3 separate regions of the Mus musculus genome follow, and all the other regions are linked to region 2. A link is a loop called in an ENCODE intact Hi-C map of the cell type or tissue named here. Cell type or tissue: left cerebral cortex. All regions are shown on one strand. Each heading gives the region's core, and the rest is flanking DNA. Links, peaks and the distances in the headings are about the cores only. Region 1 has its middle 22 kb from the start of Gm24061. Region 2 holds the start of Gm14902 (a long non-coding RNA gene). Region 3 overlaps Tex11 (testis expressed gene 11).

Evidence for each region. Peaks named below come from ENCODE experiments on the same cell type or tissue, not always from the same donor. Only the 100,000 strongest peaks of a DNase experiment are listed, where the experiment ranks them.
Region 1: a loop joins it to region 2, with 4 times the contacts of the local background. A loop is called at or near these places in 2 of 42 quality-filtered maps.
Region 3: it touches region 2 in a loop (3-fold over the local background); 2 of 42 quality-filtered maps call a loop at or near these places.

The regions. Positions count from the first base shown.
Region 1 is chrX:101,114,349-101,124,756 of GRCm38, forward strand. It overlaps a transcript of Snx12 not described here. Among named protein-coding and RNA genes, the nearest start is that of Gm24061, 22 kb to the right of the region's middle. In left cerebral cortex, for the core only: CTCF peaks have their summits at 2,326 (motif pointing right), 6,411 (motif pointing left) and 7,121 (motif pointing left); DNase peaks (open chromatin) are centred at 6,343 and 7,099.
Region 2 is chrX:100,738,097-100,748,504 of GRCm38, forward strand. Gdpd2 (glycerophosphodiester phosphodiesterase domain containing 2) reads left to right here. Exons shown (of 16, transcript NM_023608.4): 15 at 21-46; 16 at 134-805. The coding sequence ends at 186. It overlaps Gm14902 (a long non-coding RNA gene), which reads left to right and starts at 2,899. Exons shown (of 3, transcript XR_387009.1): 1 at 2,899-3,103; 2 at 10,095-10,202. In left cerebral cortex, for the core only: CTCF peaks have their summits at 1,039 (motif pointing left) and 4,053 (motif pointing right); DNase peaks (open chromatin) are centred at 1,025, 1,578, 1,999, 2,902 and 1 more place; H3K4me3 peaks cover 560 bases; H3K27ac peaks cover 517 bases.
Region 3 is chrX:100,939,002-100,949,409 of GRCm38, forward strand. Tex11 (testis expressed gene 11) reads right to left here. Exons shown (of 30, transcript NM_031384.2): 16 at 7,655-7,792. Among named protein-coding and RNA genes, the nearest start is that of Gm24577, 62 kb to the right of the region's middle. In left cerebral cortex, for the core only: a CTCF peak has its summit at 4,856 (motif pointing left); a DNase peak (open chromatin) is centred at 4,823.

The sequences.
Region 1 (10,408 bases), core at 1,640-9,639, 380 kb after region 2:
AAGAAAGAAAGGAAAGAAAGAAAGAAAGAAAGAAAGAAAGAAAGAAAGAAAGAAAGAAAGAAAGAAAAGAAAGGGAGGGAGGGAGGAAGGAAGGAAGGAAGAAAAGGAAGCAGAGGAGAAGGGGAGGGAGGGAGGGAGGAAAGGAAAGGGGGAAGGAGAAAAAGAGGGTAGGTAGTGAAGGGTGTGAAGTAAAGAGAGAAGGTGAAAACCCAACACATAATAGAAATGTGTGGAAATCATTTGTCTGGTAAGAGACTTGTATCTAAAATACTCTAGAACTCAATAAGACAACCTCTTCACATCTACTAAGAGGATTTTTACTAAAACAACACCCCAGGGAAGGGGAGGAAAAAGCAAACAAACAAACCAGAAAGTCTCAAATATTGGTGAGGACATGAGGGAATTGGAACCCATAAGTGTTCTGCTACTGAAATATAAAATTCTGTAATCACTACAGAAAACACTATGATGATTCCTGAAACTCTGAAAGCATGCAATCCCATGAGATTTAGCCCTTCCACTTCTTGGTGTGTATTCAAGCAAAGGAAGAGCATGGGGCTGAGTGACGCTTAACAACCCCAGTCTGAGCCATATTCTTCACAGCAGAGAGTTGACACTGTCCTTAAAGGGAATGCTGCTGTGTTCCCTCCTCTCCTTAGTGTTCATAAACACCAAAGGCTATTTGTAAGCTCTCATCCAGAAGAAAGAAATGTGGGCAAATGCTACTTATAGACAAAAGTTAAAGACATTATACTACAGGAAATAAGCCAGTAGCAAAAGGACAAATATTCCATGAGTCCTCCCCTATATACGGTTTGTAAAGTAGCCAAATTCATGGAAACTAAAAATGGTGGTTGCCAGGGGCTGAACACAGGAGGGGATTGAGAGACAGTACTTAATGGGTTCATAGATTATCTGGGGAAAATGAAAACAGTCCAGAAATGGACAGTGGTAACGGTTTTATGACATGAATGTTATGAAATATAATGGCATGAAATTTAATAATATAGAACTACATATTTTTAAATAGTTAAGAGCCGGGTGGTGGTGGTGCACGCCTTTAATCCCAGCACTTGGGAGGCAGAGGCAGGTGGATTTCTGAGTTCGAGGCCAGCCTGGTCTACAGAGTAAGTTCCAGGACAGCCAGGGCTACACAGAGAAACCCTGTCTCAAAAAGCCAATAAGTAAATAAATAAATAAATAGTTAAGAAAGGACAGGAAAATGGCTCAGCAGGTAGACAGGTACTTGCTGCCAAGTCTGAGACCCGAGTTCGAGCCACCAGAATCCATATTATGGAAGGAGAGAGTGGACCTCTGCAAGTTGTCCTCTGACCTTCACATCCTTGCCATTGCCCAGGTATGTGCATACACTAAATAAAATATGTTATAAATTAATTTTAAAATAACGGGTAAAGGGCCTGGGAGATGGATCAGCAGCAAAGACTTGCGAGTGATCTCCTGAAGGTATATAAGAAGCCAGATGTGGTGGCATGCATCTGCATTCCCAGCACACCTCCCTGGAGAAGGGAGGTGGACACTTGCAGGCCAGTCTAACCCAGAGTGTGCTGCTGCACAGAAGCACAACCAAGAAGGAGACCCTGCAAGGTGGGGTGGGAGGCAAGAACTGACTTCTAAATCTTCTCCTCTCACCTCTAAACACATGCTGTGTGTGGCACATGGACGTGCAGTTAAAGGCATGGATAAATCAGGGTTTGTGTTATACATATTTTACTACAATAAAAATAAAATGACTCTATTTCTTCCTTAAGATTGTGAACAGTCTCCCTCTTCTCTCCTATTTTAAAAATTGGCAAGGCATCTGAGTAGATATTCCTTCAAAATTATGTATAAAAAGCCAAACAGAACAGGAAAGAGTACTCAATACCTGCAGTTACTGTGAAACTAAAAGTTAAAGCCATAACTACTAGGATGGCTATGTTAAAAAAAATTATAGAAGGATTGGTAAAGGCATGGAATGATCTCGTGGGAATGTAAAATGGTATACCTTTTATGGAAAAGTATGGTGGCTTTTCAAAATGCTAAACATGGAATTATTATATGACCCAGCTCTACTTTGAAGTATATAATCAAGAAAAATGAGCCAGGCGTGGTGGCACACACCTTTAATCCCAGCACTCGGGAGGCAGAGGCAGGCAGATTTCTGAGTTCGAGGCCATCCTGGTCTACAGAGTGAGTTACAGGACAGCCAGGGCTACACAGAGAAACCTTGTCTCGAAAAACCGAAAACAAAAAAACCAAACAAACAAAAAAATACCACAAAATTTATTTATTATTATATCTAAGTACACTGTAGCTGTCTTCAGACACACTAGAGGGCGCCAGATCTCTTTATGGATGGTTGTGAGCCACCATGTGGTTGCTGGGATTTGAACTCAAGACCTTCAGAAGAACAGTCAGCCCAGGATGATATTTTCTAATTCCAATTCATGATGTCCTTGTTTTTTCTTTCTTTTTTTTTTTTTTTTTTTTTTTTTTTGGTTTTTCAAGACAGGGTTTCTCTGTATAGCCCCGGCTGTCCTGGAACTCACTTTGTAGACCAGGCTGGCCTCGAACTCAGAAATCCACCTGCCTCTGCCTCCCGAGTGCTGGGATTAAAGGCATGCGCCACCACGCCTGGCGATGTCCTTGTTTTTAATGGCTGAATAGATTTAATGGCATTGTATAGATGAACCTCATTTTCTTTATCCTTTCTCCAATTGAGGGACATCAAGGTTGTTTCCAGTTTCTGGTTATTATGAATAAAGCTGCTATGAACAGAGTTGAGCAAGTGTTTCTGTAGTATAGTGGGGCCAAATTTTATCCTGTCTACAAGAAATGCAGGGGATGGAGCAGAGACTGAGGGAATAACCAACCAATAACTGGCCCAATTTGAGACCCATCCCATGGGCAAGCACCAATCCCTGACACTATTAATGATACTCTCTTATACTTGCAGACAGGAGCCTAGCATAACTTTCCTATGAGAAGCTCCACCCAGCAGCTAACCTAAACAGATGCAGACACCCACAGCCAAACATTGGACTGAGCTTGGGGACTCTTATGGAAGAACAGGAGGAAGGATTGTGGACCCTGAAGGGGATAGGAACTCCACAGGAAAACCAACAGAGTCAACTAAACTGGACCCTTGGGGCTCTCAGAGACTGAACCACCAACTAAAGAGCAAGGGCTGGACCTAACCCTGTCCCATATGTAGCAGATGTGCAGCTTGGTCTTCATGTGAGTTCCCCAACAACTGGAGTGGGGTCTGTCTGTAAAGCTGCTGCCTGTCTGTGGATCCTGTTCCTCTAATTGGGTTGTCTTGTCTGCCCTCAGTGGAAGAGGATGCTTCTACCCTTACAGAAACTTGATGTGCCAGGTTGAGAGAAATACCCAGGGGGGCCTCCACCCTCTAAGAGGAAAAGGAGAGGAGGTGGGAGGAGGGGCTCTGTGAGGGGGGGCCAGAGATTGGGATGTAAAGTGAATTTTAAAACTACCAGTAAAAATTTAATTAAAAAGTACCTAAATAATAAATACTTCTCTAAATAAATAAACTCTGTGAACCTTGGAAACTGTATAGTAAGTGAAAGGAACCAATCACAAAAAAATGTATATTCATTTATATAAAATGTCATAAAAGATAGAGAAACAAAATATATTAGTAGTTGCAAAGGGCTAAGTGATTTGGGAGGAAATAAGGAGCAATTGGCAATGACTATGACATTTCTAACTGAGATGATTCAAATGTTCTGCTGACTGCTCACTTCTATGAACAGGCCAAGAATACTCACAAAGGTGAATTGTGGGATATATAAATTATAACTCACGGCTATAGAAAGGAGGACTGGGTGTGTACTTGCCTAACAAGCACAAAGCTCTGGGTTTGACTCCCAATACTGCATAAAGTAGGTTTATTATAATGGCAGCACTTAAGAGATGACAACAGAAGGACCAGAAGTTCAAGAACAGCCTGGACAACAAAGTGAGTTTGAGGCCAGCCTGTGCTACATCAGACTGTCTCAAAAATAAACATGAGGGGCTGGGGAGATAGCTCAGCTGTTAAGAGCACTGACTGCTCTTCCAGAGGTCCTGAGTTCAATTCCCAGCAACCACATGGTGGCTCACAACCATCTGTAATGGGATCTGATGCCCTCTTCTGGTGTGTCTGAAGACAGCCACAGTGTACTTACATATAATAAATAAATCTTTAAACAAACAAACATGAACGAAAGTTCCTAAAATGGGCCGGCCTGACAAGGTAACTTAATGAGTAAAGACACTTGTCACTGACAATTCCCATGACCTATGTGATGGAAGGAGATCATCAGCTTCTGAAAATTACCCCCTACACAAGCAGACAAACAAATATTAAGTTCCTGAAACAAAAGCCATACCTACACTGAATATTATAGAAAGGCTGGCCAATTAACGGAGCATCAATGACTGCGGAGAGGCTGGAATATCACAGGTACAGGGCCCTAACTACAATCTATCTTGGGCTATCTTTAGCTATTTATTGCTCACCTCTCTGTATGATCTATCATCCTTGTGAATATTAGGTAAGTCCTTTTTTAATGTAAGCTAGGAATATTAGCAAATACCACTGGAGGCCTATAAGAGAGGTCTCAGCATCTGAGGGCTATATTGCTATTCTTAAAAAACCCTTTCCTAAACTAGTACAACACTGAAATACGGGATTTGGAATTTGGGTGGCTGACTTAAATCTATGTTTTCAGGCCATATTCATTGATATTTGCATATAAAATAAACTATTTCATATTCTAGTCAAGGTGACAGGTGTGTTTTTCACAAAAGAAAGAACATTAGGGCTGGAGAGATGGCTCAGAGGTTAAGACCATTTGTTGCTCTCACAAAGGGCCCAGATTTAATGCCCAGCACCCTCAGGGTGGCTCACAACTCTCTAAACCACTCCAATTCTAGGTTACCTAGTGCCTTCTTCTGACCTCCTAGAAGAGAACTCAGCATCTGAGGGCTATAAGAGAGACTTTCCAGCTTTGTAGTAATCTGCCTACTTGCTAGGAACATACATGGTATAGCTATATACATGCAGGAAAAACATTCATACACATAAAATAATAAAATAAATATTTTTAAAAAGTGTAAAACGAATATATTTCAAAATCAATTTCTCCCCCTCCCCCCACCTCTTCCTCTTCCAGGGTCTCATCACATAGCACTGGCTGGTCTGGAACTTGATATGCAAATCAGGCTGGCTTCAAACTCATGGAGATCTCCCTGCTTCTGTCTCTGCCTCCTGAGTGCTAAGAATAAAGGTGTGAGCTACCACGTCCAACAATAACTTTTTTCTTTAAAAAAATAAAAGACAGGAAAAAAACAGACAGCAAGATAGAGACTGTCTAAGATTATGTAACACATTTTTTTCAATGGGCAATACAGATTTACTGGTTGTTAAGTAGCTGTGAATAAGAACAGAGAACAGAGTAGTACCACTAGAATGTTGGAGATCAGAATTCATTGAACAAGGAGGAAAGAAAAAGGAAACTAACTGCAGACCTGTCTTCTGAGACTGTAGATTACAAAAGAAAAAACACAATTAAATTTAGCTAAAAAGAATTTAGTTGATTCAGGAAAAGCAAAATGATAGTAATTATTTATTTAATGGACTTAAAGATGCACATTTCTCTTTCTTTTAAAAAGATTTGAGTGTGTGGTGTGTGTGTGTATGTGTGTGTGTGTGTGTGTGTGTGTGTGTGTGTGTGTGTGTGTGTGTGTGTGTGCGCGCGCGCGCGCGCGCGCGCGCGCCTGAGGGCAGGTGCCCACAGAGGCCAGAAGCATCAACACCCCTGAAACTGGAGTTACAGATGTTTGTGAGCCTGCTGCCATGGGTGCTAGCCACCAAACTCAGAATCTCTGGAAGAGCAGCAGGTGCTCTTAACCACTGAGTCATCTCTCTAGCCTCTCTTCCATTTCCCCTGGTCCCTGCTTTTTCTTTTCTTTTCCTTTCTTTTCCTTTCCTTTCCTTTCCTTTCCTTTCCTTTCCTTTCCTTTCCTTTCCTTTCCTTTCCTTTCCTTTCCTTTCCTTTCCTTTCCTTTCCCTTTCTTTCTTTCTTTCTTTCTTTCTTTCTTTCTTTCTTTCTTTCTTTCTTTTTTGAGACAGTCTTATGTAGCTCAGATTGGCTGGCCTCAATCTCACAATGTAGCAGAGGATGACCTTGCACTTCTATCTTTCTGCCTTCTTATTCCAAATGCTGGGACTATAGGCATGTTCCACCACATCTGGCTTCTGAGGTTAGGTCAGCACTCTACCAACTGAATTCCATCCAAAGATGAACATTTGTTTGTGTTTTCTGGATTTTTCTGAAGCATCAGACAGTTCCTGGAATCTTAGCGTTTCTGCTGGTCAGGCAGCAGTTGTCATTGCCTGACACCTTCTGGCAAGATACAGAAAGCAACAGTATTAAAACAGCATGAATATGAGGCTACAAAAGAAAGCCATGAGACACTTGGGTTTATTTTTTTCTTTAATTTTCCCTAGAAATCATCCACTTCTTAACTGCAACACATGTTATACAGTGACAGAGTCCAATAGTAATCCAAGGTATCAGATTTCAAGTATAATGATACCGTATTAACACCTTAGCTAATTTATTTCATGTTACTGTTTTCTGTGATACACACAGAAATGACATGCCTCCGATGTCCGCTTCCAAGATGGGCATGGTAGCACTCACATCTGCACTCAAGAGGTACAGGCAAGAGGATTGCTGGGAGTCCAAACCCCTCCTACATGAGATCCTGACTCAAACAATAAAACTATCAACAACAAATATACACAGACATATATCCATTCCTAAGAGAGTCTTAATGAGCCGGGGGTGGTGGCGCACACCTTTAATCCCAGCACTTGAGAGGCAGAAGCAGGCGGATTTCTGAGTTCAAGGTCAGCCTGGTCTACAAAGTGAGTTCCAGGACAGCCAGGGCTACACAGAGAAACCCTGTCTCAAAAAACAAAACAAAACAAAACAAAAACAAAAAACAAAACAAAAGCAAAAAAAGAGTACTGGGTGTTTTTCCAAAGGATCTAGGACCAACATCGTAGCTCACAACCATCTGTAACTCTGGCCCCAGGAGTATGCCCTCTTCTGGCCTCCTTGTGTACTGAACTTGCATTTGATACATAGATATACACGCAGGCAAAACACCCATACACATAAAATAAATAAATATTAAAAAAGAAAATAAAAGAAAATCTTTGGGCCAACAAGGTAAGTAGGTAAAGGCACTACCATTCACTGTCAGTCTTGTGGCCTGACAGGAGAGAACCAATTCCATAAGCTGACTTCCATATACGTGCTGTGCCACAGCCACCCATACATGCACTGCATGAACACATACAGTAACAATAAATGTTTTAATTAAGAAAACCTTCAACACTTATAAAGTATAAATTCTAAATGGTAAAATTGTCTAGTGTGATCATTTAATTGACAGTAACTTGTTCTTGTGTAATAGTACTTTCTAGTTATTGCTTCAAATTAGATGAAATACCATAGACCACATCTTTCCTTGTTAAGAAATTATGTGTGGAGGTGTTTTGCCTGCCTGTTTGTCTGTGTACAATGAGCAGGCAGTGCTGGATGGAGGGCTCCTGAAGAAAGCATTGGAAGCCCCTGGGTTTGGAGTTACCAGAATCTAACCCAATTCCTCTGTGAGAGCAGCTAGTGCTCCCAACTGCTGAGTGTTTCTCCAGCCCCAAAACTATACCTTATACCATACCGGTCAGAGTACCATACCATGGAAAAAATACTAATTTATTAGTCATTAACACATGATTCGACAAGTATTTGCTAAGCATTCACTATATGGAAGGTATTAGATACTACTCAGACTAATTTGAGAATTGTTGCATGCTAAATTCACTTCTTTGTAATGTGTGTTACTACATTAAAGACTAAAATAATACAGCAAAGATCCCCACTTTTCTTTCTATGCATCCGTCCTACGAAAACATTTGCTCAGGTACCCAAAGATTTATGTACAAAAGAGGTCCACTACAGTATTGCTTGAAAAAGTGAAGAACTGGACATAACCCAAATATCCATTACTTGGACATTTGATAAGCTATAGTCCATCCATGCAAAAGTCTACCATTACACTTTTATAAAGACGCAAGAGTTCTAATTGAAGATGCCGGACTGAAGGAATGTGCTTATCTAAGTCTCCTCGGGCACCCTATTAAAATGTTAATAAAGGAATAAGTAAGCCCTTAAGAAGAAAATGGACTTAACAAACTTCTGGAAGATTGGAAATAATATCAGCTGATGAAACAAAATGGAATGGGACAGAATGTCTGGAAAAATCCCAGAGAGGCTGCCATTTCAGAGCTGGCAAGTACTCAAGGTCAAAATAAGGGAGTCTGGAAACCAGGAAGTGAAGTGAAATCCTGCCCATGAAACAAATGCTCTTATTGGCTTATTGGCTCTCTGTTATGCCCCCCACCTACTATCCACATATTTCACATAGTGAACCAAATTATTACTTCCTAGAGTTTGCTTTTTTGTTTTGTTTTGTTTTTTTTTTGGTTTTTCGAGACAGGGTTTCTCTGTGTAGCCCTGGCTGTCCTGGAACTCACTCTGTCTCTGTAGACCAGGCTGGCCTCGAACTCAGAAATCTGCCTGTCTCTGCCTCCCGAGTTCTGGGATTAAAGGCATGTGCCACCACCGCCCGGCTTAGGGTTTTTTGGTTTTTTTTTAAAGGCAAACAAAACAAGCTGGGCATGGTGGCACATACTCAGGAGGCTAAGACAGAAGGCCCCCAAGTTGTGGCCTGCCTGGGCTATGTAACAAGACCATGTTTAAAAAAAAAAAACAGAAGTAAAACATAAATGGAGATATGTGGGAAAAGGTAAGGTAGTGCAGGTGTTAATGTCCCATAGCTAATGAATTGTTTAAAATGTGCCATTTGGGGGTATATTATGGTTCTACCCAAATTACCATCAAACAGCAAGAGTTGTGTTGGGCCAGCTCTCAGAAGGTCATCAGATCTGGTCCAGTTGACTGTTTAACTTCTCTTATAGATAGGGTAGGTAGTATTTGTCATGGAACCCTTCGCCTCAGTCCAGGCGCTCCTTCCAACCAGCTCTATGCAGTTCTGCCCTTATTGCATGTGGTCTCTAGGTCTTGGGGGATGGGCTAGAGGAGGTAGGTGGAGTACGACTAGGGGAGAGGACTGTCTGTGGGGCTATGGGAAAGCAATCATCCCTGCTAGGTGGACTTTCCATTGCAGGTTATTGGGCCAAAGGAGCTCCCACATTCCTGTAAGTAATCTCTCACCTATGGAAGAAACCCCAACATGCTCACTGGTTCCCAGAGTGAACTTTGGTAGAATCATACCTCAGTCTGTTCTTGGGACTTTAGATGGGGGGGGGGGTAGGGAAGAAATTTTAAGAACAGGGGAGCTCCTGCCCAAAGGCAGCTTTCCTTCAAAAGAAAAGTTACTTGGCATACCCCCTGATCTGTTATGCAACCATCTTCATTAAACTTCCTATTCAGGGAGAGAACAAGTGAACAAACAGCTATCCAGACATAAAAGAGATGAAACTGGAGCCGGGCATGGTGGTGCACACCTTTAATCCCAGCACTTGGGAGGCAGAGGCAGGTGGATTTCTGAGTTCGAGGCCAGCCTGGTCTACAAAGTGAGTTCCAGGACAGCTAGGGCTATACAGAGAAACCCTGTCTCGAAAAACCAAAAAAAAAAAAAAAAAAAAAAAAAAAAAAAAAAAAAAAAAAAAAAAGAGATGAAACTGTACCAAGTACCATGCTTGCTTGCTGGCTGGCTGGCTGGCTGACTCCCTAAATTTCTTCTTTCTTCCTTCCACCTCTCCTTTCTTTCATCTATCTATCTATCTATCTATCTATCTATCTATCTATCTATCTATCAGTTTGGTTAGTAGTTAGGGTCTTTCTCAGTCATCCAGGCTAGTTTTGAACTCAGAGTGTTCCTTCCTCAGTATTCTGAGTGATGGGATCACAAGCCTGTACCACGATGCCCAGTTCTGTCATTTGTAGATATAAAGAGACAATTACAGAGCGCCAAATACATGCTGATAAACAGCATCACACAGAGAAGGACAGAGCAAGCAGAACTGACTACAGATGGAATGGAAATTTAGAAAGGAGACTAGCATTAGGGCCTACTAAGATCAAAGGGGAGAGAAATAACCTATATTATACTACAGTCAATATACCACAAATTACTTACACTTCCATGTTCACTGCTGTTCTGCTGGTAATAGCCAGGAAATGGAACCAGCTTAAATGCCTATCCATAGATGGAATGGATAAAGAATATGTAGGACATATACATAGAAATTTTTATTTAGCTATAAAGAAAATTAAAATTATGACATTTGCAAGTAAATAATAGGACT
Region 2 (10,408 bases), core at 749-8,748:
TCTCCCCCCCCCCTCTCTAGGGGATGTGCTAAGAGAAACAGAACAGGTAAGAATGCCCTTGCCCTTCCTTTCTTATTTTCTCCTCATTTCCCCTGGCTTCACTCCCTGTATGACCCGTCTCTTACTTCTCTAGGCTTAGAAACAGCAGTGCTACTGACCAAGATCAACAATTTCGCCTCTGAGTGAATGCCGGGCCCAGGCCGCCACCAGCTGCTGTCTAAGGCCTGTGTGCACTGTTCAAAGGGAAGGACAGGAGCTGAAGTGGAATGTCCTAGAATCAAATGTTTGGAGGAGGGAGCATTGCTAACAGAAGATTTTGAACTCAGAGGGCCCTCTGTCCAGATGGTGGGCATGTCTCAAGCTGCCATGGAATTTGCTGCCTTTGGTGTTTGACATGAATTAGTCGGAAAGACAGTGACTGACAAGAAGTTACTCCCAAAATGAAATTAAAGCAAGGAAGTGAGAGAGATTGCCAAGATAATGCATTAGGCTTGTGTGCACATGTACTTGGATAGAAGAAGCAGGGTGTGTCAGGGTGGGATAGCTCAGAATGATGACTGAAGGAAATTTGGCCACAATGGCCTTTCCGGAAGAACTCTTAAGATGCTGAAGACAGTCCACACTCCATGCCTTCTCTTCTCACCCTCACACTTCATCTTCTTTTCTGCCTACAGGCTGGGAGTGAAAAAGCTCATTTAGCAATATAATATTGTGTCTATGGTAGGTTTTTGTTGTGAGCAATGAATGGTTCCTGTATCTTGCCTGTTAATCTGTTATTCAATGAATTTTTAATTTGTCATTTGGTCACAGTCTAATCATTTCTGTGCCGGAGTTGGAAGAATGCTTTTTCCATCTGGAACTGGATGTAAAATGACATTGAGAGGTCATCATGAGGAGATTTGCGGGCGGGCGGGAGATGGAAGGACTAACACCACCCCCCTTTCTCCTAGGCAGGCTGGAGAGGAGTGGCGACTGCCGCGTTCCCGGTGGCCCAGAAGCCTCGAGCAGGGGTTGCGTTGTAGCTCCACCTCGTGGTCATTAGCCCTGAGTGGTCTGAACCCCTGGATATGGTGACATACTGATGAATGCCACCACTTTTCCTTGTGGGTTCGGGAACTTGCGTCCTTGACTTCAGACTCTGAGAGCTAGATCTGATTTCTACTCTTTTTTTTTTTTTTCTGGGATGGGCGTAGGGTCTGGTTCTAGCTAGGTTTCTCCTTGAGCAAATTCCTCAATATGTTGCTGCTTGTAAAGCTAAAAGCTGAAATGGCCAGGGTGATGGTGAGGCAGGTAAAAAGGGAGTGAGAAGACAAAAACTGGGACAAGTAGGGGTTCCGTGGCTGACCCTGCAATCCTCCATTACACTGCCGTTCATCCTGGTTCCTGCCTAGACTCAAATGCCAGTCAAATTAAGATTTTAGTCAGGACAGGGAAAGCTCCTCGATTCCTTCTCTCCGGCCAGTCAGAACAGGACTCGGAGCAGCCCTAGCATCTCAGAACAAGACCCTACCTCTCTGGCCCCCCACCCCTTGGTTACTGGCAGCCATGGGAACTACAGTTCCCAGTATGCCTCTGAACGCTTAAGGTCTCCTGTGGATGGAGGCGAGTTTGAATTTGCAGCGGTGGCGCGCGCACCACACACACACATACACACACACTCATTCTTTCCTTGTTGCCCCTCACTCTCATAGTCTCTCTCTCTCTCTCTCTCTCTCTCTCTCTCTCTCTCTCTCTCTCACACACACACACACACACACACACACACACACACACACACACCTCTTTCTTTCATCACCGTCCTCTTCACTCCATGCCGACACACCTGACCTAGGCAGGCATAGCAGGGCTGGAGGGACGCCGCAAGCCAACGCTGTGGCTGCTGTTTGAAGATCCATGTTGCCTTAAACTGAGAGGATCGCACTGTGTTTCAAACTGCATTCCCTTATTACCTTTCCCTCTTCCTGATCCCGCTCCTCAGTCTAGCCGACTATGGACCTCAGCTCTCTGAGCCCGCAGCCTGTCAGGTAGGGCGAGCTGTACCTGACATATGCTTGGCATACACTTGGGTATCTACTTGCTTCCCACCTCATACACTTGTTTTCTGCCCTTGTCAGTTGCCCAGGCTCTCGGCCCTGCAGCTTCTTCCTTTCCTTTTTCCTTTCCTTTCCTTTCCTTTCCTTTCCTTTCCTTTCCTTTTTCCTTCCCTTCCCTTTTTCCTTCTCTTCCCTTTTCCCTTCCCTTCCCCCTTCCCTCCCCTCCCCTCCCCTTCCCCTTCCCCTCCCCACTCCCTCCCCTCCCCTCCCCATCCCTCCCTCTTCCCTCCTTCCCTCCCCTCTCCCTCTTATCCCTCCCCTCCCCTTTCCCTCCCCTTATCCTCCCTCTTCCTCCCCTTATCCCTCCCCTCCTCTTACCTCCCCCTCCCCTCCCCTTCTCATCCCTTCCCTTCCCCTCCTTCCCTCCCCTTCCCTTCACCTCCCCCTCTCCTCCCTCTTCCTCTCCTCTCATCCCTCTTCCTCCCCCGCCCCTCCCCTCCCCCTCTCACCCTGCCCCCTCCCCCTCTCACCCCTCCCCTCCCCCTCTCACCCCTCCCCCTCCCCTCCTTCCCTCCCATCCCCTTCATATCCCATCAACCTCCAGCCACATAGTTCTGGCTGCAGTTCTCTAACTCCAGCGTCCAGATTCCCAGAGCTCCATCACCAATTCAGACCGTGCTCCTAGCTTCTAGCTTTGTGTACTGAATTCTGAGCTGGCCACCGCAAACTCTCCTTCCTAGGAGGACCAGACAGCTGTAGGCACTGAACATCTATGAAGCCCAGGACTGGAGACTAAGACTGACCAAAATTTGAGGGCAGAAGGCCAAGGGGAACTGCTCGTTGGGTTTTGGGTACAATTGCTCGTTATTTTTAGCTGCTGACTCACAGTTCCTGGCATCTGGGTTTGGGGCTAGCAGGCTGGGTTAGGGGGCTATTAATAGAGCCAAGGCACAGCCCCGACCCAGTTCAATTTGGAAACATGGGGAACAAGGAGCCTCCCCTGCCATCCTGTTTTGTAAAGCTGCAAAGGACAGAGACAGTGACTGGGACAGACGCTCTCCAGCTGCAAGGTACCTCAACCTAGTATCACCCGAGGGAAAGCACAGTCCTAGGTACAGCTTTCCCCCAGACTTGCCATGGGTTGGGGGCTCGACCACAGTGAAGCTTCTGTTGTATGTACTGGCTGAGAGGGCAGATGTGAGTCTCAGTGGAGAAGTTATTGTGTCATGCATGGCCTTGACCTGGGCCTACTCTCAGGTTACACAGATTACTAACTTACTAGAAGGGAAATCTGAGGATTTCTGGTCCCTGGAGACCTCATGAAGATAGGGCGCTTCAGCATGACCCTAGTAAAGATGGCACAGAGCCAAGACGATTCCAAGTCCCCTGTCTACCCTCCTCCCATTCTTTGTATCTCTTCTGCTCTTCGTCAACTCTGTCCCTCCTCAAAGGGGTCTGCAGACTTGATGGCTGATTTTTCACTCTACAGAGAAACCTGACTCAAGAGCCACCTGCGAATAATCCTGTGGGTTTTGTCATTCCCATTGAGTCTTTACTGTAATGGGCTAAAGTAGGAGTTTCCCCAGGCGCATGTTGAGAGTGGTGGGCAAATCTTTATAATTCACTGGGCTAATCACCAAAATTATTCCCACCTACTCTCAATTTTCTAGAATTCCCTTTGGTTAAGAACAGCAGTCTTCATCCTTCACCCCTTGAAAATGAGAAACTTCTGCCTTCCGCAATGTGTAGCCAAAAGACATCGCCCCTCCACACACGCCAAGGCCTGAGGTCACCTGCTGAACCTCTATTTTCAAGAATGAGCTCAGATTATGAGACAGCAGCGAACAGTGCCGGCCTATCTTAGTTTGTTTGTCCATGGCTCTGGAGAGGCGGTGGAAGGAGAGAGAAAAACGTCTCTGTGCTCACAAATCCCCCCAACTGCTCCATCTCTCTGTCTGGGCTCAGGCTGCCTGGTCGCCTAGCAACCGCAGCCGCCTGTCTGTGCTTGGGGGCTGCGTCAGGCCGGTAGGGGGCGCCTGTCTCCCTGGGGCCTCAGGCAGGAGCACTAGCAGTTGGCAGATTTCCCTGTTAAAGTGTCAAAGCATCTCAGTGTTACTGACCTCCTCCCAGGCTTGTCAACCCAAACTGTTCTAAGTGTCAGAGTGCCTGTATAGTAGAGGGAGACACACTGAATCTAAAGGGATTTTACAGAGTCATTAAAAATGCAGAGAAGGATGGAGCTGGAGAAACAGTTCAGCTGTTAAAAGCACTTGCTGATCTTCCAGAGGATCTGTTTTGTTCCTAGTACTCATGCTGGGTGGCTCACAACTACCTGTAATTGCCTTTCTAGGGCATCCAACACCCTCTTCGGGTCCCTGAGGCCCGCCACACATATATTTGTACAAATGCACAAACATTTGAATGCAAACAACTATCTCCCTTTTGAAAAGGCAAGCTAGCAAGATGCTCAAGCAGGTAAAGGCGTTTTCTGTCAAGCTTTACAACCCAAGTTCAGTTCCTGGAACACAGGTGTTAGGATAGAAACAATTCCCAAAAGGTGGCCTCTAATCTACACACACACACACACACATACACACACACACACACACACACACACACACACGGCACTAGAGAGACGACTCAGTGGTTAAGAATATTTCTTGTTCTTGCAGAAGACCCAAGTTTGGTTCCTAGCATGGATATGGTAGATGACACCCATCCAGTTCTAGGGTATCTAATGCATTCTTCTGATCTATGTAGGTACTAGGTATTCATGTGGTGAACCCACACTCATGTAGACAAAAGTGAATCTTTAAAAAAAAATGAAAAGAGTAAATGTCTTAATCAATGTTCTATTACATGGTGAACAGACACCATGACCATGGCAACTCTTACAAAGAAAAGCATTTAGTTGTGTCGGGCTTAAACTTTCAGATGTTTAGTCCATTGTTATCATGGTGGGAAACATGGTGGCGAGCAGGCAGAGATGATGCTGAAGAAGTAGGTGAGAGCTTTACATTCAGATCTGCAGGCAGGAGGAAGAGAGACTCTGGGCTTGATATGGGCTTTGAAAGCCTCAAAGCCCACTCTCAGTGATACACTTTTTCCAACATGGCCAAACCTCCTAATCCTTTCAAGTAGTGTCACTTCCTGATGACTAAGCATTCAAATATATGAGCCTGTGGACATCAGACACAGATGCAGAGTTTGGAGTGTGCCCAGCTTTCAATCTTGCTTTGCTCCACTATTTCCTCATTACGCTCCCTTTCCTCCCTTTTGGAATGGTAACGTGTGTTCTGTGCCACTGTATGTTGACCTTTGTTGACTTCAACCCTTCTTTCTCTTGTAATGGTTCTACTCCTTTGTAGCAGGTTTTCTCAGCATCTCAGATGACTCTAGCATCTACAACATCTTGAGGTCTCCAAGGCAATCCAGGTTTTACTTTCACAGTTTCACACAGTGGCCTCTCTAGGCCTCCACGGAAGAACACATACCTAGCCTTTCCTTCATCACAGAGGGAGCTTCCATAACCCCTTTGTTCTATCCTTAACTCTAAAGCCAGAACCATGTGGCTGAAGCTGTCAAATTCTTCTGTTTGCTGGGGCTGAAACATGCCCCACTTGTTCTGTTACATCTACACCATCTTTCTGTTTTCTATGGTTTTTTTCACTGCTAAACTTTTTTTTCTTTAATTACTTTTCATAAGTTGGAAGTTCCGCTGGGTGCTTTCTTGCTATGAGGTCACCATTCCCTTTATTACACTTAGCATCAGATTTTTTTCACCTCCTTTAGTACAGGACGTGGCTTCATTGCACTTTCCAATGCTCCTTAAACTGTACATTTTATATTTTTTTCCTCGCTAACTTGCTCCTTTAAATTATAGATCTGCATAAGAGTTACCACTTATAACCATGTAACACAGTCAATATTAGTTTGTCTTGAAATCTCCTCTGCCAACACCATTAATCCAAAAGTCTTCAATTTAGCCTCAGGCATATTGTTAGGACAGGGGCAGAAAACAGCCACATTCTTTACCAAAACACCACAAGAACAGTTTCTAGGCCACTTACTAGTATTCTTCCCCTCTGAAACATATTGAGCTGGGCCATCATAATCTCCATTGCTCTCAGCACCACTGCCTTCCATGTTCCTGCTAGCATGGCCCACTAAGACCTGCTTAAAGCATCCAACTTCTTTCCTAATACAAAGTCACAAAGTCCACATTCCACCAACAAGCAGAGTGGTCAGGCCTGTCACAGCAATACCCAGCTTCCTGGTACCAACTCCTCTCATTGTTCTGTTTACTGTGAAGGGACACCATGACCATGGTAACTCTTATAGAGGAACATGTTTAACTGGGCTTGCTTACAGATTCAGAGGTCCATTGTCATCATGGCAGAAAACATAGTGGTAGGCAAACATGGTGTTGGAGAAGTAGCTGAGAACTCTATATCAGGATCAGCAAGCATCATGAAGAAAATGGTTCTAGGCTTGGTCCACCCCCAGTGACACACTTCTTCCAACAGGGCCACATCTCTTAATCCTTTCAAATAATGCCATTCCCTGGTGACTAAAAATTCAAATATATGAGCCTTTGGAGGTCATTCTCATTAAAACCACGACAACAAAGGAGGGACAGAGAATGGAAAGGGAGGAATCAAAGAATCAGACAGGACAAAATTGGGAAGACAATTTTATTTTTTATATTCACTCTTGATGTGTCTATGTATTTTTCTCAACCAGAGAAGCTATACAAGTCCTTTAATTTGCTTCCCTGTATCTGCCCCCATATCAGAAATAATCTGAAACTATGAGGGCCATTTTAATTCAAACCACCACACACACACACACACACACACACACACACAAAATAATAAAGAAGTATTTTATTTTTAAAGAGAGAAGAATATTAAGGGACTTGTATAACTCAATTTAAACAAAAAAGTAATTTCACTTCCTTAGTTTCTATGATGGGGAGATCCTTGGAACAGCACTTCATATCCAATCTATTAGTAAACCGCATCAACCATCTCTTCAGAACATACCCAGAATTGCACCTCTTCTCATCATGTCTAGTGCTATTCCTCTGCTCTACGGCAAAATCACCTGTTCAACTGAATTATGTCAGTAGTCTCGTTCCTGATTAGTCTCAAGGCTTCCACCCTTGCCCAACGTGGTATCCTATTTCCAAAGAAATCAGAGCCATCCTGATAAAAGCAAGTCATATTACATCCGTTGTCCTCACAAAGCCATTCAATGAGTCAAGTCCCCATCTCTCTAACACACGGGGGAGAGAGGTTGCACACATATACCATACAAATACACATAAATAATAATGATTCTGACCCAGCAGTGGTGGCACACGCCTTTAATTACAGCACTTGGGAGGCAGAGGCAGGCAGATTTCTGAGTTCTAGGCCAGCCTGGTCTACAGAGTGAGTTCCAGGACAGCCAGGGCTGTACAGAGAAACCCTGTCTCAGAAATAAAATTTTTAAAAAAGCTCACATAGAAGAAACTCATATTGAGACATATCATAAACTTCTGAAAATCAAACACAAATAAATATTTTTTAAAAAATTATATTTGGTTTATAGGGGTAAAAACTTCAGAAACCATGCAGTCCAGAAGCAAGTAGTAAAACATATTTCAGATGCTTAAAGATATTTTCAGGTATGATGGTCCATGCCTTGGGAGAAGTTCAGAGTTATTCTCAGACATGTGGCAAGTTTCAGGCCAGACTGGGCTCCCTGAGATTCTGTGTCCCAAAATCACAAGGCTGTGCTCATCTGTACCTTTTCATGCTTGCAGTTTGTGGTTGATGGGAAAGGGAGAGACATTTTCTTAAGTGATGTAGCCACAAGGATGTCATCTATAAATGAGCTTTTACCTGTAAACAACCCTGATGTGCACACAAATCCACAAATGAAATAAATTTCTTTATGATTAGTAAAAGAAAATAACCAGGCAGTGGAGGCATACACCTTTGATCCCAGCACTCAGGGAGGCAGAGGCAGGAGGATTTCTGTGAAATCAAGGCCAGCCTGATCTATACAGTGAGTTTCAGGGCTACACAGAGAAACCCTGTCTCAAAAAAAGAGAAGAAGAAAAAAGGAGAGAGAGAGAGAGAGAGAGAGAGAGAGAGAGAGAGAGAGAGAGAGAGAGAGAGAGAGAGAGAGAGAAGGTAGGTAGGTAGGTAAAGAATTGTTAAACCTGAATGTTTTGTATGATGAAAATATCCTTCACAGATGAAGAGGAAATTAAGACATTCTCAGACAAAGGAACATTGAAAGAATTTGTGCTAGCAGGCCCATTCTTAAAGAATGCTGAAGAACATCCTCAAAACAGAAAGGAAATCATAAAAGAAGAAATCTTAGGTTGTCAGGACAGAGGAAAGAATAGAATGAGCAAAAATATGGGTAAATACAATAGACTTTGTTCCTCTTCAAACAACTTCAGTTGTCTAAATTATGCTTGATAGTTGAAGCAAAAATTGTAACATTGTCTAGTGTAATGTGTTTTTAGGGAATATTTAACATAGCCGTACTATAAATAAGGCAGGATAAAAGGACTTAAAGGGAAGTTTCTACTCTCTCTGCTATCTGGCTTAATGTTGATATCAGGAAGTCTTTGTGGTGACACAGTAGTTCTGTGTCCTGACTGCACTTATTACAGGACTCCCCACTGGTGCTAAAATGGCATTAAACTCTAAATGCACTGCATCAATGTCAATTTCCTGATTTCGATATTGTACTATAATATTGAAAGTTGTAATTATTAACAGATACTGAAGGAAAGGCACACAGGCCCTTCCTGTATTGTCTCTGCAACTTACTTAGAAGGTATAAATATTTCAAAAGTAAAAAAAATCATAAGTTGGAACTAAAGAGATGGCTCAGTGGTTAAGAACACTGACTGCTCTTCCAGAGGACCAGGGTTTGATTCCAAGAACCCACATAGCAGCTAACAACCATTTGTAGCTCCAATTCCAGGGCATCTGGAACCCTCTTCTGACCCTTGAAGGCACTAGCCATACACAAGGTGCACAGGTATACATGTAGGAAAAACCACAAATAGTTGAAAGTGGCTAAAGATGCAAATGCAGTGTGAGTACCATAATTGACTAGGTTTTGATTTTAGAATAGAAAAGACAAATTTGTTAAACTTGAATTATAACTTTATAAGCATTAAATAAGAAGTGGTTATTGCTTTTTTTAGATTTATTTATTTATTTATTTATTTATTTGTAGTGTGTGTGTGTGTATGTGTGTGTGTGTGTGTGTGCACATGAGTACTGTGAGTGGGTGCCAGATGAGAGTATCAGATCCTCTGAAGCTGGAGTTACAGGCAGTTGTGAGTGGCCTGATGTGGGTTCTAGGTACCACACTCAGGTCCTCTGGAAAGGCTATAATCACTCTTACGTGCTGAACCATCTCTGTAGCTCAACTTTGTTATTTTTACTAATGTTCTGGTCATGTGGGAAAATGTACATCAGTAAAGATTTGTTGAAGCATTTAGAGATGAAACATAACGTAATGAAATAGATTCAAACAGGTCAGAAAAAGTATAGGTAAATATAAGAACAGATCAAACACAGCAACCTATTACCACTTGTTGACTCAGTAAGGAAGACATACATCAGTGTTCATACAGCTCTGAACATTTCTGTATATTAGTAAATGTTCAATTTAACAAAATACTAGACTAGAAAGATGGCTCAGTAGTTAAGAGCTCTTGCTAGTCTTTCAGAAGACTCGGGTTCAATTCTCAGCACATATTTGGTACACATACATACATACAGGCAAAATTCTCATACACACCAAATAAAATAATAATTTTCAAACTCTCATTTTTGGTACCACAGAATGCATGTCAAGGTCAGAGGACAGTCTCGGTTTACAGTCCTCAATTTCCACACTGTTTAAAGCAGTTTCCCACTGTGTATACTAGGCTATCTGGCTCTTGAGCATCCTGGGAGTCTCCAGTTTTCACCTCCCATCTTGCCATAGGAGTGCTGGGGTTATAGATGTGGGCTGCTGTGTCTGGATTTCTGTATGTTCTAGGAATCTGAAGTCACAGGTCTTCGTGTGCTTTATGCAGCAAGCCTCCCTCCAGCTCCTCAATTGCTTTTAAACTTGAAGGAGATGCATGAAAGATAGAGATGCGATAAAGTAAGTAAAATTCATGAGGATTCATGAGGATCCAGGTGGAGGATAATTGTCTGCTCTTTGTAAATCAGGGATTTGTTTATTTTTGGAAATTGGCATATTAAAATGTGGAATAAGTGCAGTGGGTGGAAATGAGTGGTTGGGAGGTTGCCTGGCCTGCATAAGATCGTGGATTTAAATCCCAGTGTTACAAAATAAAGCAAAGCTAA
Region 3 (10,408 bases), core at 719-8,718, 200 kb after region 2:
GCCCAGAAGAGGTATTGCTGGATCTTCCGGTAGTACTATGTCCAATTTTCTGAGGAACCACCAGACTGATTTCCAGAGTGGTTGTACAAGCTTGCAATCCCACCAACAATGGAGGAGCGTTCCTCTTTCTCCACATCCTCGCCAGCATCTGCTGTCACCTGAATTTTTCATCTTAGCCATTCTGACTGGTGTGAGGTGGAATCTCAGGGTTGTTTTGATTTGCATTTCCCTGATGATTAAGGATGTTGAACATTTTTTCAGGTGCTTCTCTGCCATTCGGTATTCCTCGGGTGAGAAATCTTTGTTCAGTTCTGAGCCCCATTTTTTAATGGGGTTATTTGATTTTATGGAGTCTACCTTCTTGAGTTCTTTATATATATTGGATATTAGTCCCCTGTCCGATTTGGGATAGGTAAAGATCCTTTCCAAATCTGTTGGTGGTCTTTTTGTCTTATTGACAGTGTCTTTTGCCTTGCAGAAGCTTTGCAATTTTATGAGGTCCCATTTATTGATTCTCGATCTTACAGCACAAGCCATTGCTGTTCTATTCAGGAATTTTTCCCCTGTGCCCATATCTTCGAGGCTTTTCCCTACGTTCTCCTCTATAAGTTTCAGTGTCTCTGGTTTTATGTGGAGTTCCTTAATCCACTTAGATTTGACCTTAGTACAAGGAGATAGTAATGGATCAATTCACAATCTTCTACATGATAACAGCCAGTTGTGCCAGCACCATTTGTTGAAAATGCTGTCTTTTTTCCACTGGATGGTTTTAGCTCCCTTGTCAAAGATCAAGTGACCATAGGTATGTGGATTCATCTCTGGGTCTTCAATTCTGTTCCATTGGTCTACTTGTCTGTCGCTATACCAATACCATGCAGTTTTTATCACAATTGCTCTGTAGTACAGCTTTAGGTCGGGCATGGTGATTCCACCAGAGGTTCTTTTATCCTTGAGAAGAGTTTTTGCTATCCTAGGTTTTTTGTTATTCCAGATGAATCTGCCGATTGCCTTTTCTAATTTGTTGAAGAATTGAGTTGGAATTTTGATGGGGATTGCATTGAATCTATAGATTGCTTTTGGCAAGATAGCCATCTTTACTATATTGATCCTGCCGATCCATGAGCATGGGAGATCTTTCCATCTTCTGAGATCTTCTTTAATTTCTTTCTTCAGAGACATGAAGTTCTTGTCATACAGATCTTTCACTTCCTTAGTTAGAGTCACGCCAAGGTATTTTATATTATTTGTGGCTATTGAGAAGGGTGTTGTTTCCCTAATTTCTTTCTCAGCCTGTTTGTCCTTTGTGTAGAGAAAGGCTATTGACTTGTTTGAGTTAATTTTATATCCAGCTACTTCACTGAAGCTGTTTATCAGGCTTAGGAGTTCTCTGGTGGAATTTTTAGGGTCAGGTATATATACTATCATATCATCTGCAAAAAGTGATAATTTGACTTCTTCCTTTCCAATTTGTATCCCCTTGATCTCCTTTTGTTGTCGAATTGCTCTGGCTAGGACTTCAAGTACAATGTTGAATAGGTAGGGAGAGAGTAGACAGCCTTGTCTAGTCCCTGATTTTAGTGGGATTGCTTCAAGCTTCTCACCATTTACTTTGATGCTGGCTACTGGTTGGCTGTAGACTGCTTTTTATCATGTTTAGGTATGGGCCTTGAATTCCTGATCTTTCCAAGACTTTTATCCTGAATGGGTGTTGGATTTTGTCAAATGCTTTCTCAGCATCTAACGAGATGATCATGTGGTTTTGTCTTTGAGTTTGTTTATATACTGGATTACGTTGATGGATTTCTGTATATTGAACCATCCCTGCATCCCTGGGATGAAACCTACTTGGTCAGGATGGATGATTGTTTTGATGTGTTCTTGGATTCGGTTAGCAAGAACTTTATTGAGGATTTTTGCATCAATATTCATAAGGGATATTGGTCTGAAGTTCTCTATCTTTGAGGGGTCTTTGTGGTTTAGGTATCAGAGTAATTGTGGCTTCATAGAATGAGTTGGGTAGAGTACCTTCTGTTTCTATTTTGTGGAATAGTTTGTGAAGAACTGGGATTAGATCTTCTTTGAAGGTCTGATAGAACTCTGCACTAAACTCGTTTTAGTAATTTCTAGTGACAGAATATTTGCATTTGCATTTACAGTTCTTCAAATATATTTGTGAAATATTGAATCCATCTCCCACTAAATGCTACCTAAGCTCTAGTCCACAATATTTTAAGAAAAATGTTATTTGTATACAGTGTATATAAATAAAGGCACACATTGTCAGTATACAACCAGTTATCACACAATGATTAAAACTATATAACCATACCAGTATCAAGAGATTTACAATACCAACTCCCTGAATGTGTCTTGTCTAGGCATACATTTTGATATATAGTGTGATGGATAATTAATATGAAACTATAAGAAGGACAATTTTATTCTATAGTGATATAAAACATATAATTCACTACTTGAGCCTAAGAGTTGAGCTGGGGATTGATTAGAAATATTTTATCTAATGAATTTTCTAGATATTCCAAATCCAGATTGTGATAGTGGGTTCATGTGGATATATATTTCTCAGATTTATTTAATTATATAACAAAGTGGGCATATTTTAATATTTAAATTATAGTTCAATAGTTATTTTTTAAAGAACTTAGCAATGATTTGAAATATCTTTAGTTCTCAATTTTGAAAATCATCCTCCACAGTCTTCTTTGACCATAATAGAATTTATTAAATTATATTATCAGAATTAAATTTATTAAATTATATTATCAAACTAAAAGTTATTGCATTATATTATTAGAATCATACAGTTGAGGGACTCCGGATGTTTGAGAATTCTTCCTATGTGTGAATATTCCCAACAACATTCAGAGGAAGCAGCCATTCTGACTTTATTTAAATACCTTCAAGAAAAGGGAGTTCGTTGTATCTTTAAAAAACACTATCTAAATTTTCGACAAGTTCATTTCTTAGCTAGGGTCTTCTTGTGACTGAAAATCTCTTTCACGGGTTTCACTCACTGATACACGCAACTGGTTTTCTCACTGGTAGCTATACAGATAAAGGGAAATACTATATTGTATATGTCCAAAATTTTCATTTTTCAGGTTAAAACTCCATACTTTCCTTTAACCAGTTCTTGAATGCCTTCCTCTTGGCACATTAGAGCTTGTCAATATCTTTCTTCAAAATTATTCTTCCAATCTAGTGTTATGCTTCAGATCTTCTCTAACCAGAGCAGAACAGAAAACATCTTCAGTTTACCCTTTCATGCGTTACAGAATCACCTCTCAGTATCTATGGAAGATTGATTCCAGGGCTCCCTGTCTCCTTTCAGATACCAAAATGTGTAGGTGCTCATGTTCCTTGCTTGTACATAACCTATAGATATCTTCCTGTTCATTTCAAATCATCTCCATACTATTTAAAATAACTAATATAATGAAACAAGCAGCTGAAAGAGTCAGATGCAGATATTTGCACTGAACCAATGGTCAGAAGCAGCTGACCCCTGTTGTTGAATTAGGGAAAGGCTGAAAGAAGCTGAGAAGGGTGATCATGTAGGAGAACCAGCAGTCTCAATTAATCTGGACCCCGGAGATCTCTCAAACACTGGGCCACCAAACAGACAGCATACACCAGCTGATATGAGGCCCCCAACGCACATACAGTGGAGGACTGCCGGGTCTGTGTTCATTCAGAGATGATGCACCTAACCCTCAAGAGACTGGAAGCCCCAGGGAGTTTAGAGGTCAGGTGGGGTGAGGGATAGGGGCATCCACATAGAGATGGGGGAAGGGTGGGGTGGGGAGGAGGTGTGGTATGTAGTGCAGTTGGAGGGTGGATGGGGGGGCAGGGAATGGAATATGGAGTGTAAAAATAAAATAAAAAATAAATAAAATATTAAAAAGTTAAAGAATCAAAACAGAAATGCTATGTAAACAGTTACTTCACCATATTCTATAGAAAATAATGAAAAAATAGTCTGTACAAGTTCAGTACAAATGCATTTTTCTGAGTGTTTTTGATCTGTACTTAGTTATATTCATTGATGGGGAATGCATGAATACAAAAAGCAGTCAGTTTCTATTGATTCAATTTAAAATAAGCAAGATTTCTTAGCATTGTTTTTTGTTTGTTTGTTCGTTTGTTCGTTCAGCTCACAATCAACAAAAAGCCTCAAATGTTGCACATGTGCTTCTGTTAAAACCCCATTTCATCCTTTCTGCTTTATTACAGCTGGCTTTGGGGATTCAGCACAAGATGTTTTGTTGTATCCTGTTTGTCTCCATCTTCTTAGAATGGCTTCATTATTTCACTGTATTCAGGCTCCTTTGACTATGACTGCCTTCTAACGTATCAGGTACCCTTCTGAACTTTGAGCTATATGCTGTACACCCAATGAATGTACAATGAACAAACCGCTCTCATCTCATCTATTCTTATTCAAATTCCATATTATATTCTACATTATTTGACAATTTATAAATGTTTTGTTGCTTTATAATCATATTATACATGCAAATCTTATCCCTGAAATAATATTTTAAAGCATATCTATATGGAGGAGTAAAGTATATCTTTAACTTATGCTACAGTACCATTTACAAATTAAGCATTCAACAATTACTTGTTGACCTCAGACCTCAAGTTGGGTGTTTATTACAGTAAAATTTCATCAGTTGAGCCAAAATTAATCTTCACCTCACATTTCATTAAGTGCTTTATTTTATATCTGGAGGAAAAGCGATACAATCATTACAAAAACCTTCAAAAATCATTGAGCTACTAAAAGTACAAACAGAAGCCACAGTGCCATCTAGTGAATACCACTATATTATGTGCACTGCCCACAAGCTCATTTTCAGTCCCGTAATGGAAGGGTATGATTTTTAGAGCTTTATATAGTAGATATAAACAATATATAACCAGAACATGAAAGATAAAGTCTTATCTTTGTGGCTGTTTTAATTCTTTTAAAATTTTACTTATTTTTATTTTACATGCACTACTGTTTTGCCTGCATGTATGTCTGTGTGAGGGAGTCAGATACCCCAGAAGTGGATATTCAGATGGTTTTGACCTGCCATGTGGGTGGGTGCTGGGAATTGAACCCAGGTCCTCTAGAAGAGCAGTCAGTGCTCTTAACCACTGAGCCATCTCTCTAGCCCCGGCTGCTTTAATTTTCACAGCCATCTTCTCATCATAGAGCATTGTCCCTTCCTGTTCAGGTTTTCTTCTTAGTAGATATCACTACTTAATTAGCAACAGATCAAGCAACTACAGTCTGGCAAAATCTGACCCACCCTCTGTTTTTGCCTAGTTGTTGGTTTTAGATGGCTGAAATAAACCAAAAGACAAACATTTCATGCCACAAGAAAATCACATGAAATTTAGTATCCCTAAATATAAAGGTTTTCTCAGAGCACACTGTGGGTACTTGTTTACATATTGTTTATGTCAGTATCTGATATAAGATCAGAGCTGAGTGTTACATTAGGGACCATGTGACTTCCACATTCTTAAGTATTTTCTGTGTAGCTCTTTATACAAAAACTGATGACACCTATCTTCATTTTTTTTGACCCCAAATTGTTCCCATCTAAAGAAATGCAGGGGGAAAAATGAAACACAGACTGAACAAATGACCAACCAGTGGCAGGCTCAACTTGGGATCCATGCCATGGGCGGGCACCAATCTTTGATATTATTACTGTTGCCTGCAGACAGGAGCCTAGCATGTCTGTCCTCGGAGAGGCTCTACCAGCAGCCAACTGAGACACATTCAGATACTTATAGACAATCATTAGACTGAGGTCAGGGACCCCTATGGAAGAGTAGGAGGAGGATTGAAGGAGCTGAAGGGGATGTCAACCCCATAGGAAGACCAAGTATATCAACTAACTAGACCCCCTAGGAACTCCCAGGGACTAAGCCATCAATGTGATCCATGGCCCCCAGTACTTATGTAGCAGTGCTTGTCTGGCCTCAATGGGAGAAGATGTACCTAATCCCGTAGAGACTTGATGCCCCAAGGAAGGGGAACAGAGGGGACCATGGGAGGTAGGGGTTGGAGGGTGGGGGAGGGATTTAAGAGGGTAGGGGAGCACCCCTCAGAAGCAAAGGGGAGTGAGGATGGGAAGAACTCTTGGAGGGGGGACCGGGAAGGGGGGCAACATTTGGAATGTAAATAAAATGATTTAAAAGTAAAATAAAATAGTAAGCATACATTTTTTTAAAAAATGGTTAGACAATGGCAAGATGGGGATGGCAAAGTACTGATGGCTTTCCCTCCAACCTCTACCTTTTTATATGTCCTACTGCATAGGAATTCATCCTTTACATACGCAAAGTATCCAAACAGTTGCTGCTAGGAAGTCAGAAAGGATGAAATGAGAAATATGCTAAGTAACAAACACAGTTACCTTGAACATTTCAAAATAAGCTTTGACTTCCCTACCTATATGGCATTAAATGACACAGTTGGACATGGAGTGTATGCGATTAAGACATACTGGTTTCCTGATTGCCTATTTTCTCCTTTGTGCTAACAACATTTGAACTCCAATTACAGGTTTAGTTCTGCACTGACTCCAGGACCGAGCCTGTCATTAGTCAGATATATAAGTGCTGCTTCAGGCTGGGCATGTGCTTCAGTGACAGGCCATTTTCCTAGTATGTGTATAGCCCTGAGCTCAAACTCCAGCACCACACAAAAATGTCAGTTTCTTGTAGAGCAAGATTGAACCTCGTCAACTTGAGTATTGCTCTTCTGGTCATTGTCTTTTCAGATGACTCTACTGCCTTGAGCATCATGTTGAGAGTGCTGGGGCACCTAGCCTCATATACTGAGCAGCTGCCAGAATGTCCGCTTCCAGTATGAAGACAGCCATGGGTGAGCATATTCACTCTATTAGTTCTGTTTTTTCTAGAGAACCCTGATAATGCATAGACCTTCAAAGAAAACCTACAAAATCATTCATATAATCTCCTCTAAAGCTGTCAGTAAAACTTGAAAGGCAACAAAAACCTTCATGTTCAATTGAGTGCATATGTGTCCTTCTCATTTTTTTTGTTCATCTAAGTACCAATACTCCACATTATGTGCACACTGTATGATGTTCAAAAGATAAAAGATGTCTCATATGCTATTAGAAATATGGATGGCCCCATCATTCATAAAATCTTTTCATCTTTTAGCTTCTATATTTTTTCCTAATGAAGATTCATACACTGAACTTTTCTTGAGTGGTTATAAAGGATAATACCCCTTCATGCAAGTCAGTATCTACTGTCAATGGATACCTAACAAAAATGTAGACCATACAGGGTTAGTCTCTTTTAAAGGGCTATATAGCAGAGTTAGCAGCAAATAGCCTTTCAGAATATGGTAGAAGATAAATGGTAAGGATAGAAAGTAAAAGAAATCAATAGTTTCCCAAATACTCTCTCCTTTGGGAAGCTCTGCTTTGTTTGCAAGACACACATCAAGAAGATGTCAATTTGACCTTGTTCAAATCCTGAGGCACTCACTCTCAGCCACCCTAAGTAGCTTTGAGATCAGAGTGATGCATTCACCTAAGTGCCACAGCAAAGAACACTGTCTGCCTCTGAAAATAGAATAAGTAAATGAAAGCACCTTATCAAGTTGTTTCAAAGATAAGTAACAGGAAACCATGTTCCTCTTCAGCTTGATCAAATCCAGATCTGCTTTATCATACTCATACAACTTCAGAGAATAACTGTACCAGTGTAGGGCATCAGCATATTTTTGGACCTAAAGTTAAAAAAAAACAACAAAGTCATAGATTTTTCCAAAATTCACTTTAAATTTTCCCAACTACTCTCTAAGGGAAAACAATTTGTTACAGATTCCACTTTTTAGACAACAAAAACAATGCCTACTTACTTGAAGCCTAAGTGTTTAACTCTCTTTTTTTGTTTCCTACACATTTCAAAGTTCAGAAGCTAGAGTTGAACTTCAGTGACAGAGTAGATAGATGTCTAGCATACACAGGGTCCTGGGTTCAGACCCCAGTACTCAAAGTATAAAAGTTACTTATTTCACTTAAAGGATAAAGAGTCTAAAAAGTGGTACACAAACTCTAGAAAAGCCATTTTAAAAGCTATCTTAAAGAGCAATGATAAAAATCTTAAAGGCAGCATACATAAATCACCATGCTAGTGGAGATACCTTCATTTTTCTGTATAACATTTTAACTTTATCCTTTTAGATATGTAAATTGTAGTTATGACAGCTTATATACAATTTCACACTTTATTCTTTCCATTAAATCTTATGTACATATTTATCTACATCATTATAGTTTTCAATGACTACTTTTAGAGGAAAATTTTAGTTAAATTAATGCAGTATTTTCTAGGTTTCACAATTTGGTGTATTTCCAGAGTTTTCACCATTAAAATTAATGTAATTGTATTCTTGTAAAAAAAATGTGTTACTGTCAGTTTTTCAATTATAAGAAACTATTAGTAGCAATCTAATAGAAATATCCTGGTTTATTATTTAAGTCTAAGACAGATTATTTATAAATACTACATAAGGTAAATGAGTCTCCTGTACCCTGTTGAGGCTTCCTGTCTTTTAAGTAATGACTGCAGTCATTACAACTTCAAAGGAATGAAATGCCCTTTTAAAATAGATACAGCTCTGCTAGGAAGGTAAAACTTTGGCTTTGACTATTTGAACATAAGATTATATCCTTCAGAACTGAATGTAAAATGGGAGAGGAGAAACAGAATCAAAAGGAGATGATTCAGAAGAAACTTTTTACTTTCTCAGTACAGAAATAAAGAAGGCCAGAGAGAGAGAGAGAGAGAGAGAGAGAGAGAGAGAGAGAGAAGAATGATGGTTTTAACTATAAGCCATGTATATGTCTCTATATGCTTCTCCTTTTTTGTCTTGAATCTAATTTCTTGTTTCCTACTTTTTTCTTTGATCTTCAAATCCTTTCCCTTCATCTTTAACCAATCTACAAAATCTATCCCAACGTATTTTGCAACATTGTACTTGAATACTGGGACCTCATGCTTGCCAAATAATATGGATTTTTGGTCTGGCCTCTTCAATTCAACTTAAATAGTTTCAAGATTAGTCCTCGTTGCTGCACATATCAATAATTCCTTTTACTGCGAAGTAATATTTCATTATATGGACATACCACAGATTGCTTATACACTCACTTATTGATGGACATTTGGGTCCATTTTCAAATATTACAAATAGTGCCAGAGTGTTTTTCTGTCAATTTAACACAGGTTAGAGTAATTCTGGAAGACAGAAATGGAGAAAATGCTTTCATTTGGTTGGCCTGTGGGCAAGCATGTATGTAATGCATTTTCCTGATTGAGGATTGATGTGAGTGGGACCATTCTATGGATGGTGCTGCCAACCCTGGATGGATGGTCATGAATGGTATAAGGTTGAACAAACCATGAGGAATAAGCCATTAAGCAGTACTCCTCCATGGCCTTGGCATCAATTCATACCCCCAGGTTCCTACCTTCAATTCCTGCCACAACTTCCCTAGATGATGGGCTATAAGCTACGGTATGAAAAGTAAAGTCAATCTTCTCCTCGCCACGATGGTCATGGTGTCTTAGCACAGCAATAGGAACCCTAACTAAGACCCAAAGATGGGGGACTTCTGTGTTACACATGGATCTTTACTTTTCTCGTGAGTACATACATGGAGTTAGAATGAATTACATGAAAGGGTGAATATTTAACAAAATTTCCAAACTACTTCCTAAATGGTTTGGATTATTTCATAGCCCAACCATAAAGGTTTCAGTTCCTTAATATTCCTAATAATTGGTGTATTTATTTTTTAAAAAAATTGCTAATTCTAAGTAGTATCTCCTTAAGATTTTAATTTGTGCTTCCCTGACAACTCAAAAATCATCTTTTTCATCAGTTATTGTATTGGAAAATATTTTTGTGTAATTTATGTTCATATCATTTAGTGTCCATTTTCAATGGTTTTGACAATTGCTCCAGTAACATTAGGGTTTTTTTGTTTTTGTTTTTGTTGTTTGTTTGTTTGTTTTTGAGAGACAGGGTTTCTCTGTATAGCCCTGGTTGTCCTGGAACTCACTCTGTAGACCAGGCTGGCCTCGAACTCAGAAATCCTCCTGCCTCTGCCTCCCAAGTGCTGGGATTAAAGGCGTGCGCCACCACGCCCAGCCAGTAACATTAGTTTTAAAGACTACTTTAAAGGATTACTTCTATATGTGGTAAAAACAAAACAGTTAAACTTTTGTGTAGGATTCATTTGGGGTTCTTTATTTCTACTGATCTATGTCTTTGCCTTTGACTTTAACAGTCTATAGAGAAATGCTGTGGCTATATGACAAGCCTTGAAGTTAGTTT